Regions from separate parts of the Homo sapiens genome. Here regions 1 and 2 are each linked to region 3. A link is a loop called in an ENCODE intact Hi-C map of the cell type or tissue named here. Cell type or tissue: GM12878. All regions are shown on one strand.

Region 1 (8,000 bases), 61 kb before region 3:
CATGTATCAGAGGAACTGAGAATAGGGATGATGGTGGTTAGTTGTAAGAAAATAATTAATAGTTGCTGAATAAATAAATACTTAAGACAGATCAGTGAGCAAGTATTCAGAATCACAAAATATTACAGTGAAAGGAAGTCTGAGATTATAGTCCAATTATATTATTTTACGGATAAGGAAATTGAAGCTCAGTACGGGGGAAGGGCTTGCTTGACAGCAAGGCAGAGTTAGTGCCAGAACCATGTGCCAGGTCCCTTGACCCCTAGTCAGCACTTTACCACACAGGCTTCTATTACTTCAAAGGGGTCCCTGAAGGATTTCTCAAGTGGCAAGCTCCTTTTTTCTGCTACATTTAAAAAATACTCATTTCCAAAATGCAGTTCAGGAAGGAGTCTGTGGTCCAAACCTATAGAGAACATCCCTGCTGTGTTCTTCCTTGGATACTGCCTGGCTTCTGTATCTTAGGAAGACAGCACATGAATGCTAGAAGCAAACTCCTTTTGGGAAGGGACACTTGAATGCTAGGAGCAAACTCCTTTTGGGAAGGGACACTTGGTTCTGGTCATCCCCAGTCTCAGCCTTGGAAGGGGCTTTTGCTGCTACTTTACAGGCCCTGACTTTCAGATTGACATTCTCCTTTCTTAAAGCTGCAGTGTGGTCCTTTATCTGTGCATTCTGCCCAACAGCAAAAGCTGCAGTGTGGTCCTTTATCTGTGCATTCTGCCCAACAGCACATACGCTGGAGGGGGCATGAGTGGGCTGGCAAAGGGCAGCTAGAAAATCTGATTCTGACTCAGCGCTGTTTCCAGGCTCAGTGCAGGTGGAGGAGAGTGTAGGACACGGAACAGACCTGGCCCAGCCGATGCTGACCTCTCCCTCACCCAAGGGAGCCTTGGCCTCCAGCTGCCACTACTGGCGGTGATGAGGTCATGCCGGATACCGGCCAGGCTCATCTGAGGACTGCTTGGAGCCGATTAAAGCCTTGATGAAATGCGGGGGCCTGGATGGCAAGTGGCTCTGGAGAGCATGGGCTCTGGTGACCAGGCTCATCTCCAGCTCAACTATGCAGTGGCTCCTCGATGTCCACAGGAGCCAGGATACAGAAATACTTTTCCCTGCGGTGAGCAAGGACAGTTCCTCATTCTATACTGGGTAAAGGGCTGAGGGTAGGACTTAGGTCACTGAGGGCCCCTTCAAGGCCTGGTCTTCCACATGGGCTGCAGATACAATACCACAGAACTCCTCCACTCCCCAAAATTGGACTAGACTGCTGGATCCCTTTGGATGACTAATGGACATCCCTCTCCACAGGATTTTCTCAAGCTAAATGACAGGCTAACATCCACATTTTGAGTCTCAGTGTAAATGCCATATGCTCAGGGAAGACTTCCTCCATTCCCCTTCGGACTAGATTAGGTCCCATTATGCTCTTATAGTACCCTCTATTCTTCCTTAATAATACTTTTATTATTAGCTAGCAATTTAGCTAATAATTAGCTGGTAATTTTGTAATTATTTGCCTAACATCTATATTCTACCAGACTTTAAGCTTTACAAGGATGCAATACATATTTGTTAAAATAATAACAGGAAATCAATAAAAAGGAAGGGAAGAGAGAGGTTTACAAATTTTTTAATGATATTCTTTAAAAGGAAACTGTTTTATACAACAGAGGGGCTCATCTCCTCTACCACACTAGCTGTGGGGTTGATCTGGTCCTCCTGGCTTTCCAGCCTGCTTTCAGGCAATCAGTCAGACATCCAAGACAAGATTTTCTGGTTTTGAGAGGCATGGAGGATTTTTTTCTTTTCTTTTTTAATAGCTTTACTGAGATGTAATTTACATACCATAAAGTTCACCCATTTAAAGTACACAATTTAGAGGAGGTTTCTCGTATACTTAGAGAGTTGTGCAACCATCACCATAATCTAATTTTAGAATATTTTCATCATCTCCAGAAGAAACCTTGTACCCATTAGCAATCTCTCCCCATCCCTCCCCCAGATAACTGCTAACATGGAGGGACTTTAACATTTGAATCCAAACAAGAAGAAGAAACCTTTAGTATTCAATCACCTGACACAAGTTCTTCATTTTATAGAGGAAAAAAGTGATGTTAGAGAAGGGCCATGATTTTATAGAGGAAAAAAGTGATGTTAGAGAAGGGCCATGTTAGAGAAGGGTGAGATGTGGCAGAACTGGGGTGGATCACAGTCCCTGATGTCTACATCATAATGGCAGTGCTGTGACCTCTTTGCCACACAGTGTGACTATATTTGTCCCAGAATGTCTATACCACTGGACTTTAAGCTAGTTGAGGGCAGAGGCTCTATTTTGCTCATTTGTCTCCCCTTTCTGCCTGGGAGTACCAGCAAAGCAGTCATGTTTTAAATGTGGTCTGTGTACTGGTGCCAGACGGTGAACTTTGCCACCAGCTTTTGATGGGATAAATACAAACAGTAAGTGTCTGGAAACTTTTATAGCAACTAGTCAGAGTAATTTTATGTCTATAGAAATTAGTGGCACATTTGGGGCTATATTTTGCATGCCTTTAAAAATATAATTTTTCTTTTTCTTTTTGAATCGGAGTTTTGATCTTCTCGCCCAGGCTGGAGTGCAATGGCATGATCTTGGCTCACTGCAACCTCCACCTCTCAGGTTCAAGTGATTCTCCTGCCTCAGCCTCCCAAGTAGCTGGGATTACAGGCACCTGCCACCATGCCTGGCTAATTTTTGTATTTTTAGTAGAGACAGGGTTTCACCATGTTGGCCAGGCTGGTCTTGAACTCCTGACCTCAGGGATCCACCCACCTCAGCCTCCCAAAGTGCTGGGATTACAGGCAAGAGCCACCGCACCCAGCCTCCCCTCATTTTTTTTTAAAACCTGTTTCAAGTGTAACATATAAAGAAAAGCACAAAAAGTACATAAGGATACAACTCAATTTTCACAAAACGGACACACCCACATAACCAGCATCTACATAAATAACATTACAGCATCCCAGAGATCCCCTCACGGCCTCTCCCAGTCACTACCCACACTCTCGAGGTTAAGCACTACCCTGACTTCTTATGCCACTGATTAGTTTTCTCTATTTTGGAATTTAAATGCAGGCATACAGTAAGCACTCTTCTGTTTGGCTTGTGACCTGATGTAAGGTTTGTGTTGTAGCACACAGCAAGAGTTGACTCAAGCCCATTGTACATTATTCCATTGTGTGACCATCCCACAATTTATTCATCCATTCAGCTACTGATAAACATTTTAACTATCTTTCACATTATACATAAAGCCTATCCTAGTCCTCCTCTAAATCTTAATGATTTTCCATTGCAGGATAAGTCCAGTCTCCTCAGCACAGCTTACATTAGTGACCTTCAATATTAGCTCCTGCTTTCCATTCTTGCCCTCTGATACCCTCCAGCTCTTCTGAACTACCTGCAATATTCTGAGTAAAGTATGCTGCTTCATACTCCATGCCTTTGAACACGTTGCTCCCTCCGCCTTCCTACCTCATCTACCTGGTACACTTGCATTCATCCTTCAAGAGTTGGTGTGAACACCATCTCCTACATCATGCTTTCCCTGCCCTCTTCAAGATTTAAAAGGTCTTTTCTTTGTGATCTCACAGCACCTTCTACAGATCTCCATTAATACACCAGATAGCAATTCTTGGTTAAAATGTCTGGTTTTCTCATAGAACTGTGAGTTACTTAAGTGCAAAAATCATGTCTGGATCATCTTTATTTCCTTGGTGCCTAGGGCAGGGCTTGTGGCAGCAGAGATGATCAGTAAGAATCTGGTAAGTGAAAGAATGCTGGAGCTGGAAGGGGTCCTTGGGATCTGCTATCCTAACTTCTTTATTTTACTGAGGAGGAGAGAGGATATGCCTAAAGGTGAAAGGATTTGTTGGTGGCAGAGCCAGAACATCTGATCCTTCACCCAGTGCTCATTCCCCTTCTCTGTACTGCTGGCGTGAATCAGAGTGTGGAGCTTCAACAGAGGACAGACAGCCTGAGGCACAGCTGATTCTCTCCACATCAGGCAGTGCCGCCAGATGGACAGACGGTGAAGTGTAACAAGAAGCGAACTCTTAAGTTTTGGGTCCTGACAACAAGCCAAGAGGCTGTTAAAGGGGATGGCACCACTGGAAAGGATCTTTGCCTCAGGCAGGGATGGTGGGGAATTTAAGGACTCATTTGATGATGGCTAGTTAACACTGATAACTCAGTGCAGACTTGGAGATGGGGCAAGGAGGATTCACTAAAGTAGGTGGGAAGGAGGCTGAGAGAGGCCCCAGGGAAAGTATTAAGTTTCGTTAAAGCCCAAGTGTTTCTGAAGTGAGAGCACCAGTGACTGAAAAGGAAGTGGCATTATGACTGTAAGGAGAAGGAAGGTAGCCAGGCAGAGGTGGCTCATAAGTGAAGCTCTAAAAAGTCAGACACATTAGGAAATTAAGAGTCGGGGAAGGGGATCAGCAAAGAGTAGACCAAAAAGTAAAGACACCACATCTCCCAAAAGAAAACCTACAGTGGTTTTGGAGATTTATCAGTGCATCCAATTCAAAAACATACTAAATCATGTGCAGAGCATTGCAGCAAAGGAGATGGAGACAAAAAAAGACACAGGCCTGGCCTTCATCCACCTTGGTCTAGTAAGTGAGACTGGACCCAAATCCAGAGAACAGGAAAGACTTCAGAAGGAAGGTGGCATGAGGCTGGTGACTGACTGGTAAAAGGAACTCCACCAGCATGCAAAATGGTCTTAAAGGGGACAGAGAGGCCGAACAAACTGCGAGAATAAAGGCACCAAGGTGGGAACACAGTGTAGCTGGAGTATTAGGGCTCCAGTAGGGGAAAAGGTAGGTGAGGGTCAGACTAGAACAACTCTAAAACCAGTTAAAAGCATTAGTATGGTTAGAATTTTTTTTTAAACGAGTGAGCACTGAGTGTTTCTGAAGTTAATAATAACAGAGACTATATATAAAGTACCTACTCTGGAGAAGTACATATGTCCTAATCCTTACAAATCCTTAGGAGGTAGGTGGCGCCACCCCCATTTCCAGATGAGGAGAAAGAACTTCAGAACAGTCAGTAATTTGCCCTGGATCACATAGCTATTAAATGGCAGGGCTGGTACCAAGATCCTGACTCCAATATTCATGCTCTTCCCTTGCAACCTCTCTTAGCTGGGGGTTCTCCTTTGAAGCACATACAAAAAAAAATTGACTAGTGATTTTCTCAATGCTTCCAAAGATGTGTGTGTGTGTATATATATATATATATATATAGCTAGTACCATTTTAGATTCCTGGGAGAGAAGTTAATTCCTGTGTACGATGGATGCCTTGGAGAATGAGGGCTCAATTCTCTGGAGGAACCTTGGTCAAGAAAAACGGCCATGATTAGAGATATGTTTTAGGAAGATGGATCTGCCGGTGGGATCACATCCCTGAGAGGACCTGGTTGCCAAAGCAACTTAACAGTCCTGGAAATATCAAGATGAGTCATCTTCAGGCACTTGAAGTATGAGGCTCCAGCCACCTTCCCTGATCACTCCTCTTTCTAGTCCTACTGCCTCTTCCCCACCTTCCTCCCTCCCTCCCACCACACCTGCATTCAAGTGCTGAAGCAGAGCCTTCCTGCTGATAAGCCATCAACACAGGCAAAAGCAGCATCTTCCAAGGTAAAAAACATGAGGGTCTCTGTACTTTTCTGTGGCGGTTGGGAGTAGAAGACTGGCACTAGTTAATTCAAAACCCTTCTGGAGAACTCTGGCAAACTCCCATCATCCTTCCTGATAAGGCCTAAGCACCCCCTCCTCTGGGAAGCCTTCTGTAACTGATTCTACCTCTCTGATCACCAGGCAGAAGACATCATTTCCCCCTGTTCGTCCCCAGAGCCCCTTGTCCAGGCGCCTGCCAGAGCACCTACCCCATTATCATGGTCTGTTTCCACATCTATCTCCTCTGACAGTGTGAGAGCCTCTCAGGGTCAGTGACAGTTTGCCTGATCTGTCTTAGGATTCCCTGAGGCCCATGGTCTCAGAGATGGCAAGTGGCTTGCCCAGGGTCACTTGACAAGGCTGAGATTTAAACCCAGGTCTGACTTCAAAGCTTGTTTCTTTTTCACTATGCTACAGGGTCTCCCGAAAATGAGACGACGTTAAGCAGTCTGTGCTAAGCTGTACAATGCTGTACAAGTTTGGAGGAGGAAGTATCGGAGTAGACCAGACGACGAAGAAAGGCTTCTTAAGAGAGAGAGGCCTTGAAGAGTCTGAGGATTCAGATAAGAAAACAGGGAACATGATGGCACTTTAGGCAGGATGGGAATATCGTAGGTAAAGACAGAATTAAGAGGCCTTAAGGTAGGAGTAAAGGTTCTATATTGGGGAGGAATGGAATTACAGCTGCCAGAATGAGAGTTTGATTTCTTTATACATGTCACAATGATAAGTACTTATAACAGGGAACCTACCATGTGCCTGCCAGGGGCTTTCATAAAAAATACCACCAATCCTCATGCTATCCTTGTGAAACAGGTGTTATTTTAGATGTACGAAAACTGAGGCTTAGAGAATTAAGGAAACATGCCCAAGGCAACACAGCTAATAGGTGGGTAAACTGGGATTCAAACCTAGGTTGGCCTGATTCTGAAGCCTGAGGTTCCCTTTCTATTACTCCATGCCACCTCCTAATGGGCCAGAGAGCTTTCCACATTATCAGCCTGATGCTTCTGTCTGAATCTCCTCCCAGCTCAAATGGGGACTTTTGGTCAGACAGCAAGAGCAGCTGACTTTTCTAGCTCTAACCCTCTAAGGTCTGGGGACCCTAAATCCCTGAGGACTAAGTAATTTCAAGGAAACTGTTCTGTGTGGGCCCTGTGAGCACAGGCTGGCCTCTGTATTTAGGCCTGCTTTGGATCTCACAGAATCTCCCTTTAGTTACTGCAGCAAAGCTGGTGGCAAGTACAGCCTAAGAAAACCGGATGGGGCTGGGCGCGGTAGCTCATGCCTGTAATCCCAGCACTTTGGGAGGCCGAGGCGGGCGGATCACCTGAGATCGGGAGTTTGAGACTAGCCTGACCAACATGGAGAAACCCTACCTCTACTAAAAAAAATACAAATTTAGCTGGGTGTGGTGGCACACGCCTGTGATCCTAGCTACTTGGGAGGCTGAAGGTAGGAGAATCGCTTGAAGGCGGAGGTTGTGGCAAGCCGAGATCGCGCCATTGCACTCCAGCCTGGGCAATAAGAGCGAAAATCTGTCTCAATTAAAAAAAAAAAAAAAAGCCAGCCAGATGGGCAGGAAGGTAGGCTCCCTTGCCTTTCCTGAAACCCTTTGGAGAGGGTCAGCTGAGGTCAAAAGACTCTGGAAATATTACTGGCAACAGCCCCTAGAATGATAGAGCAGGATCCTGCCTCTCGGTTGGCTGGTCACACACACAGGCAGACCAAGGGAGGTCAAGGGGGAAGGGAGGTCAGAAGTTGGCAGCCTGCAGGCCCTGAGTGACGGCAACTTGTTCAGGGTTGGGAGGGAGAAATAGTGGGTTAATGGTTTTGGCCCTTGAGGCTGGGAGGCTAGGGCAAGGGGTGTAAATGTATGCTGGCTAAAAAGGCAGGTGGGAGAAATGTAAAGGTGGGGGCTAAGGGCATCTGTTCCAAGTCAACAGGCAGGAACCATGCCCCTGGAACGGCTCAAAGGGCCAGCCTTGGCCTGGGGGTGAGGATAGAGGGAGTTTCATAAAAGGCCCTCGTCTTTTCATTTCAAAGGTGTTCGATCTAGAAGGCTAGGAAGAGGGGCTCCTTATAAAGTGAATTCTCTTGTCTGGGGGTTGGGGGAAGCAGAGAATGTAAACTACTGGACAATAGCTGGGAGTATTGATTGATTTTAAGGCACGGCAGAGATAATGTCCTTGGTGAACACTCCAATTCTTAGCTACAAATGTCTTGCCACAGAGTTTTCCAACGGACAAAGGAAGAAGCTTTCTGCTTGGGGAT
Region 2 (8,000 bases), 81 kb before region 3:
CTTTAATGAGGGGATGTGGTAGCCCAAGGTCACATGGGCAGTGAGTGGTGAAGCTAGGATCAGAACCCACATCTCTTCAGTCTCAGTCCAGGGAGCTAAGTGCTTGGACTCAAGACAGAGAATATTTGCCACTAGGTGGGACCTGCCACACTGAATCATCTCAAGGTACTTCAGCCAATTTGTGGATAACAGACTCCATGAGGCTGGAAAGGGCACAAAAGTCAAAAACCAGGTCTTCCAGTCCCCGTCCTGCCACTGAACCTACCACATGACCTGTAGTCAAGCCTATTATGTTCAGTTTTGATGCTAACTCACTCTGGGACCAAAGGCAAGCCACATCACAGCCCTGGGCTCCAGTTTCTCCAGGAGTAAAATAAGTCAGCTGATTTAGGTTTCAGAGATTGAAACTTGTGGCAACAGCAGAGTCCCCTCAGAGGCTGAGTGAAGGGCAGGAGTGAAGGGCAGGCCACGTGGGCAGTGCTCTAGTCCATCTCTCTCCTTCAACTCGAACAACTCAATTTTCCTCTGATTTATTGGCTTATGTTTTTGTAAGATTTCCCATCACTGGACTTGATTTCTAAGGTCCTTGCCAGCTCTCAGATTTGTGATTCTAGTTCTTGGATTCTGTCCAGTAGTTCCTGAGTTACAGCTCTGTGGCTGGGAGAGGTGGAAGACTTAGCCCTGTTTTCAGGAGTTCAAAAGTTTGGTTGGGAAAACAGAATTAGAATGGAGGGTTTTTTGGCTCAGATTCTATACTAGGCTTTCTGGAGTGTGTGTGGAGGGGAGGGGTGAAGGAATAGTTCTAGAAAGAATGATGATAAGAAAAGATTGTTTGATGAGACTGTAGAATACATGAGGCCTAGGAAAAATATGACCAAAATCTTTGCTTGGGCTAAGGATTTTGTCTGGCTAGAACCCCCTCCTCTGAAAAGGACCTGGGAGATCCATCACTTCATAAACCAAATTTAAAGGTAATGCTCAGAAGCCAGAAGTGGCCAAGGCCGCTCCCTGGTCATGATAGGGGCAGCTTCCTATTCTTGATGAGACTGGGGGCTGGATTTGTATTTAAACAGATAATAATCAACAGATAATAATACAGATAATATCTGTATTTAAACAGATAATAATCACCTAAGGAGAAGTGGCCTTTGGTGTAAAGCCTGACATAATTTAATGAGTGAAGGATTAAATGATGCATGGAGTACCCACAGGCCTCCTCCCTTCCCTGAGACTTACCTTGGCTTCAGAAGTCCTCAGAAGCTTCATCACTTCCCCTTCTCGGGCATAATCCAAGGGTGTGTGTCCCATTTCATTCCTCTGCAGGGGGTTGGCTCCTGGCAAGAGAAGAAGGATAAACAGAGGCTCTATGAACGATCAGTGGGACCTCAGCCTTCCCTTGGAGGTGGCTTAAGGCTCTGATTTCTATGTTGGGAATGTCCATGGACACCTACAAATGGTGGAAAAACATGGTACTGGGGCTCCTACATGTGCATGCACACATGTTCGATAACATACTACACACACGTAGATGTGTTATACATACACAAACACACACAGTTGAACATGCTAAGAAAGTATGCCAAACAAATACACAGGTTAATATACCGCAGCACAAATACATGTAAACATACAATTTCATACATGTATTCATTAAAATGTCCATATTTTCCAACATATCAGCATACAGATAAACATTCATTCATGAAGCCATATAAAGGGTTCCTTTCTAAGGCAGAGAATATCCCAAATAACAATTAAATGGTTCCCCTTCTTTGTTTTCTGCTACTCTCCTTTTATGCTCTCTGACCTCTGGGCATTTCCTGTCTGTCTGAGTCAGCTGAGTCCCCTGGAAGGGCATGGGCACCACCAGCAACCTGTCTATGCCACTCTGGCTGTTGGTGGGTGAGTGCATGTGGCTGGGTATTTCCTCCAATCATTAGTTCCTGTGACTTAAGGACAAAGACTTTGAGTATGACAAGAAGAAGGGGTTAGCTTGGGGCCATGTATCTACCTTCTCTCTAAGTACTGGCAGCTGACAAGCCTGTATCAAGTGTCTACTTTGTGCCAGCCTTGGCAGTTATGGAGGAAAGGTCACTCTGACTCTGTGCTGTCACAGCCTTCCCAAAGCCCATGTGTAAGCACCTCACTCTCTTCTTCGAAAACCATCCATTCCATTCAAGTCGGCAGACCCTGAATGAATGGGGCCTGAGGATGCAGAAGAATCAGATCTGGCCCTGCCCTTTAGGGAAGGGCAGGAAGACAGAAACATAATTAGAAAGCTGCTTTGTACACAGCAGATGCTTAATAAATGTGTGTTACACAGAACATTAAGGTAATAATTATCTAGTATTTTTTGAGCTTCTCTCTTGCTCAGGAAGTACTGTCTGAAGTAAAGAAGGTTAAGACTCAGTCCCTGCCATAGGATAGAATGGGCTGGCTGGGAAACCAATTAGCACAGGGCATGGCTCAGGGTAGGTGTCCAGCCACTGTTGATGTACAGTAAAAACCAGTATTTCTCAATCCAGTATGTGAAAACATTTATATCATGATACAGAAGTATTCCTATTGCAAGTCTCTACTTTAAAAATTTTTTTATTAAAATTTTAATTAAAAATTTTTAATAAAACTTTTTTAATCAAAAAAATTTTTTTTGGCCAGGTGTGGTGGCTCACGCCTGTAATCTCAGCACTTTGGGAGGCCAAGGCAGGTGATCACGAGGTCAGGAGATTGAGACCATCCTGGCTAACATGGTGAAACGCCATCTCTCCTAAAAAATACAAAACATTAGCCGGGCGTGGTGGTAGGTACCTGTAGTCCCAGCTACTCAGGAGGCCGAGGCAGGAAAATAGTGTGAACCCGGGAGGCGGAGCTTGCAGTGAGCAGAGATCGCGCCACTGCACTCTAGCCTGGGCGACAGAGCGAGACTCTGTCTCAAAAAAAAAAAAAAATTTTAAGAGACAGGGTCTCACTATGTTGCCCAGGCTGGTCTTGAATTCCTGGGCTCAAGCAATCCTCCTGCCTTGACCTCCCAAACTGCTGGGATTACAGGCGTGGGCCACTGTGCCCAGCCACAAGTCTCTACTTCTTCTTTTCTTTTCTGTTTTTTTTTTTTTTTTTTTTTTGAGACAGGGTCTCACTCTGTTGCCCAGGCTGGAGTGCAGTGGCGTGATATCTGTTCACTGCAACCTCCACCTCCTGGGATCAAGCTATTCTCCACCTCAGCCTCCTGAATAGCTAGGATCACAGGCATGTGCCACCATGCCTGGCTAATTTTTGTATTTTTAGTAGAGATGGGGTTTCATCATGTTGGCCAGGCTGGTCTCAAACTCCTGACCTCAGGTGATCCTCCAACCTTGGTCTCCCAAAGTGCTGGGATTATAGGTGTGAGCCACCATGCCCAGCCACAGTCTCTACTTCTTAAAAGACCCTATCAACTTATGAACAACAGTAACCATTTATTAAGCATTTACATGTGGCTGTCTGCCTGAGAGGCAGAGGAAGTGGCTAAAGCTCTATAGCGATGTGGGAGGTGGAGGGGGAAGGGGCAGGCCATAGGAAATACAATCCAGGTGAAGGAAACTTTTATTATCAGTAAGAAAAAACTAAGTTTTTTTTACACAGTACTATCTTCTAACAGGAATTTAGTGCAGAATATTGATAAATATATTTTTTTTTATTAAGATACAATTCACACACCATAAAATTAAACCTTTCAAAGTATATAATTCAAGGCCGGGCACAGTGGTTCATGCCTGTAGTCCCAGCAATTTGGGAGGCTGAGGTGGGCGGATCACTTGAGGCCAGGAGTTCGAGACCAGCCTGGCCAACATGGTGAAACCCCATCTCTACTAAAAAAAAAAAAAAAAAAATTAGCCAGGCATGGGGGCACATGCCCGTAATCCCAGCTACTCGGAAGGCTGAAGCACAAGAATTGCATGAACCCAGGAGGCAGGGGCTGCAGTGAGCTGGGATCACGCCACTGCACTCCAGTCTGGGCAACAGAGCAAGGCCTTGTCTAAAAAATGGAAAGGAAAGGAAAAAGGAAAGAAAAAAGGAAAGGAAAAAGGAAAGCAAAGGAGGTATACAATTCAGTGGTTTAAAATATACCATTCCAGAACATTTTCACCCTCCTCCAAAAGAAATTCCCTATCTATTATCAGACACTCCCCCTACCCCCAGCCCCAGCAACCATTAGTTTACTTTCTGTCTATGGATTTGCCTATTCTGGATACTTCCTATGAATGGAGTTGTATAATATGTGGCCTTTTGTGTCTGACTTTTTCAGGCTTACCAGAATGTTTTCAAGGTTCATCCATGTGGTAGCATGGCTGAATAATACTCCATTCTGTGGATATACTACATTTTGTTTTTCTATCAGGTGATGATCGACATTTAAGCTATTTCCCCTTTTTGGCTATTATATAAACAGTGCCATGAACATTCACACACAAGTCTTTGTGTAGATGTATGTTTTCATGTCTCCTGGGCAGATAATTGGAGTCATGATGTAATAATAGTAACACTGGTATTTATTGAGCACTTACTCTGTGCCAGGCACTGTGCTCGGTACTTTCTGAGGGATGGGAATTAAAATCCCCAAGCTACAGGCTCAGAAAAGTGAAATAACTAGCCCAAGGCCACAAAGCTAGCTTTATTTGCTTGAACTAGGAGTAAAAACCACCCCCAGGTTTTCCTAACTCCAATTCTCTACTCTCATGAGGGCAGCCACAATATACCCCTGATGAAAAAGCCTTCAGTTGGCCTTTGCTTTCAGGACAAAGTGCAACCTCCCTAGGAAGGAGTGTGTCTGTGGTCTTCCTAACTACTGGGCAAGTCCTTAGAGGCTCAGCCAGAGCCTCATCCTTTCTTTCCATTCTGTTGGCACTTACTGGGCACTTTATATCTGCAAGCCTCTGTGTGCAGGATGATGAAGGATTGGCAGAGCCAATGAATAGTTTCCCTCTTTATATTTCACGACTGTTCTGTAGCAACTGATACCTTGGCCACTCTCTCCTTTGAGTTCTATAAAACCACTTTTCAGGTTTTCTTCCCACTCTTGTGACCATTTCTTCTGTTTCTTTTGCAGACTCCTCTTCCTGTCTTTAAGATTATTAGGTGCTACCTAGAGTTCGAGTCCAGCACAATTCCACCTCTCCAGGAGCTCATGGAGACAGGAGGTCACAGACTGAGTGTCATCAGTGTGCTGAAGGAGGGACAGGCGGCACTGGGGGGCTCAGGAAGGAACAAAGTGCTCAGGGACTTGTTCGCCTAGCCTAGCCTTCCTGGCCCAGCCCCACTGAGTTGCTTTCTCTGGCGCTCAGCACTGAGCGGCTCTGCAAGGGCTGAGGAGCCAGTGGCAGACAGCATCCTCCCCTCCCCGCAGAGCTAAACCACAACGGAGGCAGAAAGGGAGCTGCAAAGAAGCAGTGGAAAGGTCTGTCCTTTCTTAGCCTCAAGGGGAGCTCTGTCACTAGATATGAGCTGCAGTGGAAGGGAGGGTTAGGGAGAGACCTCTGGAAGGGGAAGAATGGCAAAGAGAAGAGCTTCTGCTTTGGATAGGAAGAAAGAAATGGGAGAGAGAAGAGGAGGGGCAAGAGGAGAGAAGGTGACAGAGGAAGACAGTGGAAGAACGAACAGAGTGAGATTAGCCTCTTCAAACAAGTGCTGTCAGTGATCTATATTTGCTTACAGAATGAAAAATGTGTGCCATAAACATTGGCCACTGAGTAATTTCTAGTAGGAGTCGTGTCACTTCTCATAAAGGATGGGATGGGGACAGGTAGGACATCTCTGCACCTGGGCCAGCCAGCACAGGGGCTCCTTTTAAAGCAGTACGGCGCCTGTCTCCAGCCCAGGAGGCTCTCAGGTCAGGCTCCACCTGACCATTCACGGAGAAGGCTCCCCAAGGTTCTGGAGCCTCAGGGCAGCATGTCTGCCCCCACTTTAGGAAGGCTGAGGCAGGGGTACCATGGATAGTGTCCATCTAATATTAGTACCCCAGCCCTGCACCCTCGCTCTGACTTGACTAATTGCTGTAATAATTGATAGAACCTGACTTCTACCACTGATCGATTTCACCTCCACGACCAACGGCCACAAACCATTACAGTCCAATAAATAACCACGTTGGGCCTCACCCGCCTGCCCTCTCCAGGGGCATCAGGATGGCCCGTGCCCTGGCCTGACCTCCCCTTGCCTCCCACCCAGGGCCCCTTCGGGCCAAGCAGCTGGTCTAGAGGGCCAGGCCTCTGGGAGCAAGTGAAAGGGCTGGATGGAGGTGGGGAATGCTAATCGCAGGTCATCCGTCACCTCCCACTGGCTGTCTGGGGCTGGGGCAAACACCTGGAGCACCCCAGGCAGTGTGGTACAGGACCCCTCCCCTCCTCTCCCTCTCCAGATTAGTGTGTCCCAGCTTATAATATTTGATAAATAGCAGACTGGCTTCCTGGCAGCACTGCTGCGGCTGCGCCTGCCCGCTACAGCTGTGGAAGGTCACTCATTGGGGAAATATGTTTCTGTCAGTGGTATTGAAAAAAGTTTAGTGGAGTGACAGGCCTCAATTTTTCAAATTTTATTAACTCCATCCTCTTAACCATTTGTCTTGAATTCCTTCAGATTCTGGGGGATCTGTCAATAGGGCCTAGGCCAGGAAAGTAGTGTGGGGGGGTGGGTGGTCGTGGGGCTGATGCTGATTGGTGCCACTATGGCTGGTTTGGACCTCATCACCCAGGGCAAGGTAAAGCAGTGGCAATGGTGTTGGTGGGAGTGAAGGCCTGGCTCACTGGTGCTGAGGGAGCCCACTCCTCTTCTCTGGTTCAGTACCTGCTTTTGATTTGACGCAATTATTGACTCTCCAAGTGGAAAAATGGTGAGTTCTTCCAATTCCCTAAGAAGATACTCCCTTCTACTACATCTCAAACGGGTGGTCACTCGGGCTCCTCTGAATGTCCCCAGTACCCAGCCCCAAGCTCATGGCTCTCCCAGGGGTGTCCCCCATTTAACTGAGGGCAGATTTTTCATATATGAGTCCCAGATTCTCTCACCAACCCCACTTCCATCTTGGTTCTGAAAACACCTGTTCATCTTTTAAGACTCAGTCCTAGCTTCTCCTCCAGGAAGGTTTCCTTGTTTCCCTTCCACCCCAGGTTGGGTACCATCCTCTCTGCTCCCATAGGTCTTTCGGCTTCCATCTTACTGCATTGGCCACCCTGCATTAAAGTCTGTCTCATCTAAGACTGAGAGTTCTTAGAAGCCAGACACTGTGTTTGATACACTGCTATATATCCTTGCATGGGATGGGAGCTCAATAATATTTGCCAGATGATTGAACCGTATTCTCTCCAGGTGCCATCTTCTGAGGCCACACAGAACATGGCTGTTCTTTCTGCCCCAGGAGAACCTTTATGATAGCAATACAAAACCATGTACCTTTTTCCTATAGACCAAAGTCCCCAGTTTCTTTGCTGGTCCCAGAAGCCTCTCTGCCTGGTTGGCAGAAGAGGTCAGGTCAGGCCCCGGTACCCTCTATGCTCTGTAGGTGCGAAGTGGGGAAGAAGTGGTTGGAGAGAGAGGCCCACCTGCCTTTCCTAGGGAGAGTGCTGAATCCCACCTAGGGAGGTGGGATTCAGATCTTCTCTGTGCTGGTGGGAAAAGCTCATAAGCTGAGGGGGTGGGAGGAGGCTTGTCACTCCCTCCTCCCTTGACACTACTCTGTCCTGGCCCTTGCCTACCTCAAATAAGATAATGTGTATAAGAGGGCTTAACAACAACAACAATAACAACAACAGTAAATGCCCTATATAAATGTGTCGGCCTATTATGATTAACATTGACATTCATGCCCCTCCCCACCCCCGGTTCTGTCAGCACACTGATCTTCTAGTGATACGATTCCACTACAGTTCCCATGACTCAGCCCTTCCCTCTGAGAGCACTGGGCTGGGGAGCCAGTGAGGGGCCGCCTCTCCCAGCTGTGTGATCCAGGGCACTTGCTCTACTTC
Region 3 (8,000 bases):
AGACAGAGGTTGCAGAGAGCTGAGATTATGCTACTGCACTACAGCCTGGGCAACAGAGAGAGGCTCCATGTCAAAAACAAAAAAAAAGTCCAGAGTTGAATCCAAGCTCTTGCACAACTCTCAGGCAGTAGAGTGGGTCAGAAAAATCAGCAGCAAAGATCTCGTTTCAAATCCAGGTTCTGGGGGCCAGGTGCAGTGGCTCACACCTGTAATCCCAGCACTTTGGAAGACGGAGGCGGGTGGATTACCTGGGGTTGGGAGTTCGAGATCAGCCTGGCTAATGTGGTAAAACCCCGTCTCTACTAAATATACAAAATTAGCTGGGCGTGGTGGCGCACGCCTGTAATCCCAGCTACTCCGGAGGCTGAGGCAGGAGAATCGCTTGAACCCAGGTGGCGGAGGTTGCAGTGAGCCGGGATTGTGCCACTGCACTCCGACCTGGGTGACAGTGAGACTCCGTATAAAAAAAAAAAAATCCAGGCTCTGGCGGGTGGATCACCTGAGGTCAGGAGTTTGAGACCAGCCTGGCCAACATGGTAAAACCCCATCTCTATTAAAAATATAAAAAATTAGCCTGGCATGGTGGCCAGTACCTGTAATCCAAGCTACTCAGGAGGCTGAAGCAGGAGAATCACTTGAGCCCAGGAAGCAGAGGCTGCAGTAAGCCAAGATCGTGCCACTGTACCCCAGCCTAGGCAACAAGAGCAGAACTCCATCTCAAAAAAAACAAAACAAACAAATCCAGGCTCTGTTACTTACTAAGTGAGGAGTGGTGGATGAATGAATGACTTAGCCTCTCTGAATCTCAACTGCTTCCTTCATTTACATGATAGCTCCTGCTCTCTAAGCCTGTTTCTGCATCTGTTAAAAAAAAATGGAGAACACCTCACCAACCCTACTATATATGTCACATAGGGGTGCTATGAAGAGACAGTGAGAAAAAATATGTAAAAATACTTGGGATGCAATAAAGCACTGTACAAAATAGCATAAGAAGAGCTTATACTATTCTTATCACTTTCCAATTTGTGTTCACTCGATTTTAAAGAAGTGACAGAGTAACTAGGATGATACAGGAAAAGGTATACACAGAACTTGGAACACAGTAAGTGCTCCAAATTACTGGAGGATAGATAAATGAACTGTCTAAAATTCCCAGGCAAGGGCAGCAGCAGGAAAGGGAAGGTTCCCTAGCCCAAGAGCTGAAGATTACCACAGAAGGACAAATCAGTCGGGAAAAACATATCCTGCTCCCATCCATCAGTGATCCTGGAGAGTCCAGCAGGCTAAAGACCAAAGAGGTAACAGCTATTACCACTGATTGGGGAAGGGGCAATGAAGCAGTCAAGCTTTCTCTTTCTGCTGTGAGTACCTCTGTATTGTTTGAAGTTGTGCTGTTTTTATAACAATGACCATACTATTACTCTTTTTTAAAATAAAACTTTCTTAGGAAAAAAAAAAGTCCTATACTTTAAGAAGCCTTCCCTAAGATGACCTTGTTGCCACCACAATCCCCTGTGCTAACCTGTATCAATGTAGTTATCATACAGTCCACAGGTCTAACTTCCCCAGTAGGCAAGCATGTCCTTCTAGAAACAAGGACTTGCCTTCATCTCTTTGCTCCAGGTGCCTGCCATGGCAGTTGGCACACCACAAAGCTCGGGGTCTGAATGAATGAATGTCTACAGCACTTACCTACATTAACTTCTCACCAATACTTCTGTCTGGTGCTGGAAGTTACCTGTTTTATAACTGTAAGCTTGTCTTTTTCGAAGAACTTAGGCTTCTATGTATATGTAGGAGGGTGTGAGTGCAGCTTCTCAGTCTCAGGGCTGAGGACATTTGTGGATACAGGCCTAGGGGCTACAGGTCACAAATTCCAGTCATGGCTCTATCACTTACTAGCTATGTGACCACAATAAATGTCTTTGTGGTCCTTACTTTTATCTGCAGTAAAAGAAGGAAATGAATGAAATTATTTCTGAAGTCCCTACCAGCTCTATAATGTTATAATTCTAAATATGTGTAGCATCAAAATGAAAATTGAGTAGATTCCTAGCAGACGCTGCACTCAGCAAGACTTCCAACGAAAAGACAACTCCCCAGGCTCTGTTTGTGGGAGGGAGGGAAAGAGTCCCAGAAAGGGACACAGGGGCAGCTTTGAGTTATTCTGGCTAACTAGCTCTTCCACTCAGGGGAGGGAGGTACCACTTGATTTTTCTTCCTCTTTCTTTAGGACCAATCAATACAAAGCGGCCACTGAACTTCAATGACGCATTGTTCCAACTGATTTCCGGATCCTTCACATGAACCAGCCCTCAGCTGCAGCTGGGGAGGGGCTGAAGGGTAGGGAGCCCTATCCCACCTGCATCAGAGGCCTGGAAGCACTGAGCCATGCAGACCCAATCATGATTGCTATCTGGGCAACAGGGCCCTGGCTGGAGCCTCACAGAAGGCCCTGTTTACAGTAATAACAGCACCAGGCCCTGCTGTCTGAGCAGAGGCAAGGTGCCTGGGGCCAGAATCCCCAGGCAGCCTCCATCTGTGCCTTATCTAGCCTGCCAGCCAGGGCTGGGAGGGGCAGGGCAAGGGAGCAAAGGCTGCTCATAGACCCCCCAGCCTGGGACAGCAGACTTCAGGCAGGGTCTTGGTGCTTCAACTCCATAGACAAGGCCTCTCCAGCAACTTCTGCATTTGCTACTTGAACTGAGCACCCTTCTCCAAGGCCTAGCTGGGGACCCTTCCGTGAGGAAGCTCTCCAGATGCTCTCACTCCCAGTGAGATGGCCCACTGAGCATTCTGTCATGCCTGGAGAACTCCAAGGGAGTGAGAGCAGTGAGGGAGGGGAGAGGCTGGCAGGTATGCAGTACCTACCACAAATGCCAAGTGTACTGTGGAATGTGTCTGCATGTTTCATAGCTGGCTATTTCCTATCACAGAAAACTTTAAAATTTCTGAACTTAAAGAATGATCTGCAGAGATTAATCAGTCCAAATCTTCCTTTTACACACACAGATAGGGAGGCTCAGAAAGCGTCCCCTTTGGAAAAGACTGATCTATATATGAGCCTGCCTCTGTCTGTCTCTTCCAGGCTGTGTGACTGTGGGCAGATCACACTACCCTCTCTGAACCTCAGTCATCTTACCCTATCAGCCTGTCAGCCCTACCTAACATGGGTGCTGAGATGACCAAAGGAAATAATGTTTGTGAGGGCACTTACATTTTCCAAATCTTAGTTGCTATTATTACACTTGTTCTGTTTGTTGAGGCACACAGTGGAGGAGCTGAATCACAACCTCAGTGAATACTTGCTGGATCAACTGAATAAAGTGCAACACTGGGTGATCATTCTTTGTCCCATCTCTCTTACAGAAACTTGGCCCACATTAAAGTGCTCAGATTATTTTTTAACTTTTTATTTTGAAATAATTTCAAACTTATAGAACAGTTACAAAAATCACACACACACACACACACCCCTTCAAACAGCCTTCATGCCAGGTGCGGTGGCTCAGGCCTGTAATCCCAGCACTTTGGGAGGCCAAGGCAGGCGAGTCACCTGAGGTCGGGAGTTCGAGACCAGCCTGACCAACATGGAGAAACCCCGTCTCTACTAAAAAATACAAAATTAGCCGGGCATGGTGGCACATGCCTGTAATCCCAGCTACTCGGGAGGCTGAGGCAGGAGAATCGCTTGAACCCTGGAGGCGGAGGCTGCAGTGAGCCGAGATCGTGCTATTGCACTCCAGCCTGGGCAACCAAAGCGAAAATCCGTCTCGAAAAAAAAAAACAAAGACAAAAAAACAAATAAATAAATAGCCTTCACTCATATCCTGTTTACATTTTGTTTCATTTGCTTTTCTATTCCTTTTCTATTTTTTTTTGCTGGACCATGTGAGAACTAATTTCAGATACTATGCCCCTTTACCTCCAAATACTTCATCGAGCATATACCAGATACATTGGTACATGCATCTCGTACCTAGTACCAGAGCATTCTCTTACAGAACCACTAACTAATGATGATAAAATTCAGAACATTTAACATTGATATACTATTTTTATCTGATATACAGCCCACATTCAAATTTCTTCAATTATCCCAATATTCATTATAGCAATCTCCCCCTGTGATCCAGATGAAAGCCAGGATCAATATCAGGACCAAACACTGCATATGTTTCAATTTCATCTAGGATAGTTCTTCAACCTTTCTTTGATTTTCATGATATTGACATTTTTTGCAGAGTAAGGCTAGTTTGTTTGTAGAATACCCTTCAATGTGGATAACAATTTTTGAGGTACTACTTATTATGCATCCATTCGTTCCATAAACTCTTCCTGAGGACTGGTTATTACAGGACTCTGAGCAGGGCACTCAGGGTACTGTGATGAATTCTGTGGTATCCTTGCCTTCAAAGCATTCACTGGACAGCTACACACTGGGCAAACAGCTAAAATACAAGCAAGGACCCTAGAGGAAGGTGCCATGAGAGTACAGGTCAGAGCAAGAGAGCCACAGGGATGACTTCCTAGAGGCAGAGTGTGCCAGAAAGGATGGGCCAGAAGCACAGATTCCCAGAGTGACCTTCTGGGATCCTCTATAGCAAACATCTTTGCTTCCCCAGGCAGTGTGTGCCAAGGCTGAGACTGAATAAAACACGGAAGTCCAACAATACAAGGCCATAAACAGGAGGGAGTGGCCCAAAGCACCTTCATCTGGGTACCCCTGCCCAGAGCTATTAATATATGCATTTCCCAGAGAGTCAGCAGCTGTGGTGGTGAGAAGGAAAGGCCTGTGCAGGACCTGAGGTGTGGGAAAGGGTCATAGGCGCCACCTACTGGCCCCACAGCAGGCCTCCTGGCTGGCTGCCAGGAAACCTGTCACACTACAGCAGTGAGACACAAAAGTGGTTCAAATTTCTCAAACAGTGAAACAGTGTTGGTACTTGAGCCACCTTCTGTGAAGTTCAGGAATCTCACAAAATTTCCAGTAAAGAAGAGACAATGAAAAGCCAACCATAAAACCTGGCCTCCTCGGGCAAAGGTGTGGCCTTCACTCACTCAACAAAACTGAAGTAACATCTCCAAGCTAGCCTCTGTGTTGGGCATTGACAGACACCGAAGTCAATCAGACATGAATCTTGCCTACAAGGAGCTCTTATTCTGAGCTGGAGGAGGGAAAATGAAACAAGCGCACAAATAAGTGCACTAAGTATCACAGGTGCTCAGAGATGTTTACACAGGCTCAGGGAGCACAACTCACCGCCTTGCAAAGCTCTTGAATGATGGAGTTCAAAAGAGCTCACATTTCTTGAGCTGCCTACTACGCAACAGATACTTGACATTTATGATCTCATTTGATCCTCTGAAAGAAGCCCAAGTCTTACAGAGGGTAAATGACTGATTAAGATTACAAGGCCAGGCTGGGAACGGTGGTTCACGCCTGTAATCCCAGTACTTTGAGAGGCCGAGGTGGGTGGATCACAAGGTCAGAGGTTGAAGACCAGCCTGACCAACATGGTGAAACCCTATCTCTACTAAAAATACAAAAATTAGCCAGGCATGGTGGCAGGCACCTGTAATCCCAGCTACTCAGGAGGCTGAGGCAGGAGAATCACTTGAACCCGGGAGGCGTGGGTTGCAGTAAGCCAAGATCGCACCACTGCACTCCAGCCTGGCGACAGAGTGAGACTCCGTCTCAAAAAAAAAGAAAAAGAAAGATTACAAGGCCAATAAGTAGCAGCCGGGGATGAAGCCCAAGCTCTATGGAGCCACACTGCCTTCCAGGGCTCATATGCCCAATTCTTCCCTTCTTTCCCAGATTTAGCATGCGTCAGCACACCATAGTTGTCTGATGGGACCAATCAGCTGACAGAAAATAAGGAAAAGCCTCAAGTGGAAAGGAGTTTACTTGAGGGGTGAAGATACTTTCTGTTTAGTCCTGAAGCTTCCTAGAACCTTCTCTCTTGGAAGTTCTAGTTCCTTCTAGTCGCATGCTGAGAACATTCCAAGCCTATCCTTTCTTCTTTCTGGTAGTCTCCATACCACCACCACTACTTTCACATAGTACATATTCACATTTCAAATATTACAAATTCACAAGCAAATACAAAGCCTTAAAGTGTCCTTACCTTTAGGTTAAAACAAGCTCTGCAAACAAATCCAATCAAAGGGTTACAGGACAGAAGAAGTCATGGATCTCAGAAGGCTGGGCCGATTACAAGCTTAACAGAACCTAGGAGTGTAACGCAGCTGCCAAGAAAGCCAATGCAAGGTCGGGCCATATTAATAGAAGTATAAAATCTTTAACAAAGGGGATGGTTGCCCTGCTCCTCACAATAATGGTCATGCCACACTGGAATTCAGAGAGGGCACCAAAACTTTCTAGCTGTTTCATTTTAAAATGACTAGGATGAGGAGGAGACTTGAAACCACAGTTTAGGGAACCAAGGCTCATATAGCTTGGAGCTCTGTCTCCTAAGAGTTAAAAATCTGGAACAGGAAAAGGAAGCCATGTAGTCCTAGAAGACAGAGCTGGGACCAAGTGAGGGGAGTTGCAAAGGGAGCTAACACATAATGACAGCCCATCATGTGCCAAGTGCTATGCCAGGTGCTTTCACACTATTGCTTCAGAGCTCATCAGAAGATAAAACTGTTTTCTACTACTAATTACAAATTGTCTTTACTTACATTACTCCAACTGCCCAGAAAGTCTTTCTGCAAAGCTCCTTGTATACAAATACGACCTATCTCCAGACCCAAACTAAAGGCCACCTTGCCTGTGAAGCCCTAACTTTTCACCTGTACTAACTACAATTCTCTTACCAGACCGCAAGTTCCTTGAAAGACAAAGGTCATCATGATACATTTTTCTCCCCCTCAATGCCTAATAAGAAATTGCTCATAACAGGCCTTAAGAATGAATAAATGCCAAAGAATGGCTGGGTGCGGTGGCTCACACCTGTAATCTCAGCACTTTGGGAGGCTGAGGCAGGCAGATCACCTGAGGTCAGGAGTTCGAGACAAGCCTGGCCAACATAGTGAAACCCCGTCTCTACCAAAAATACAAAAATTAGCCAGGCATGGTGGCACGTGCCTGTAATCCCAGCTACTTGGGAGGCTGAGGCAGAAGAATCGCTTGAACCCGGGAGGCAGAGGTTGGATTGAGCCAAGATCGCGCCACTGCATTCCAGCCTGGATGACAGAGCAAGACTCCGTCTCAAAAAAAAAAAAAAAAAAAAGAAAAAAGAATGAATAAATGCCAAAGAAGATACAGAAATGGCCAATAAGCACATAAAAAGATGCTCACATCATTAGCCATTAGGGAAATGCAAATCAAAACCACAATGAGATACCACTCCACACACACTAGGTTTGCTGTAAGTGATGACAACACTGATGACAACAATTGTTGGTGAGGATGTGGAAAAGGTAGAACCCTCACACGTTGCTTTTGGGAATGTAAAATGGTGAAGCCACCCTGGAAAATGGTTGGGCAGTTCCTCAAAATGTTAAATGTACAGTTACTCTATGGCCCAGCAATTCCACTCCTAGGTATACACTGAAGAGACATGAAAACATACATTCACATAGAAATCTGTACACGAATGTTCACAGCAGCATTATTCATAATAGCTAAAAAGTGGAAACACAAATGTCCATCAACTGACAAATGACATCCTGTATGGATGTACATCCAATAAAATGTAGTACATCCATACAGGGAATATTATTCAGCCACAAAAAGGAATAAAGTACTGATATATGCTACAACATAGATGAACCTTGAAAACATTAAGCTCAGTGAAAGAAGCCAGACACAAAAGGCCACATATTGTATAATTCCATTTATATGAAATGTTCAGAACAGGCAAATCCAGAAACAGAAAGCAGATTAGTGGTTGCAACATCTAGGGGGAGAGGAGAATGGGGAGTAACTACTATTGGAACCAGAGTTTTCTGAGGGTCCGGGGTGGGGTGGGAGAGTGATAGAACAT

What was found. Peaks named below come from ENCODE experiments on the same cell type or tissue, not always from the same donor. Only the 100,000 strongest peaks of a DNase experiment are listed, where the experiment ranks them.
Region 1: a loop joins it to region 3, with 4 times the contacts of the local background. A loop is called at or near these places in 19 of 110 quality-filtered maps.
Region 2: it touches region 3 in a loop (10-fold over the local background); 9 of 110 quality-filtered maps call a loop at or near these places.

What each region holds. Positions count from the first base shown.
Region 1 is chr11:72,349,008-72,357,007 of GRCh38, forward strand. All of the region lies in intron 5 of CLPB (ClpB family mitochondrial disaggregase), which reads right to left. LOC112268077 (a long non-coding RNA gene) reads left to right here and starts at 5,509. Exons shown (of 3, transcript XR_007062768.1): 1 at 5,509-5,687; 2 at 6,144-6,368. In GM12878, a CTCF peak has its summit at 4,051; DNase peaks (open chromatin) are centred at 4,044 and 4,344; H3K4me3 peaks cover 690 bases; H3K27ac peaks cover 1,472 bases.
Region 2 is chr11:72,328,471-72,336,470 of GRCh38, forward strand. CLPB (ClpB family mitochondrial disaggregase) reads right to left here. Exons shown (of 16, transcript NM_001258392.3): 6 at 1,237-1,334. Among named protein-coding and RNA genes, the nearest start is that of PHOX2A, 88 kb to the left of the region's middle. In GM12878, no CTCF peak of the experiment used is centred here; no DNase peak of the experiment used is centred here.
Region 3 is chr11:72,409,512-72,417,511 of GRCh38, forward strand. All of the region lies in intron 2 of CLPB (ClpB family mitochondrial disaggregase), which reads right to left. Among named protein-coding and RNA genes, the nearest start is that of CLPB, 21 kb to the right of the region's middle. RefSeq lists enhancers at 2,254-2,333, 2,404-2,463, 2,514-2,603, 4,555-4,604, 4,655-4,764. In GM12878, a CTCF peak has its summit at 4,838 (motif pointing left); a DNase peak (open chromatin) is centred at 2,287; H3K27ac peaks cover 2,098 bases.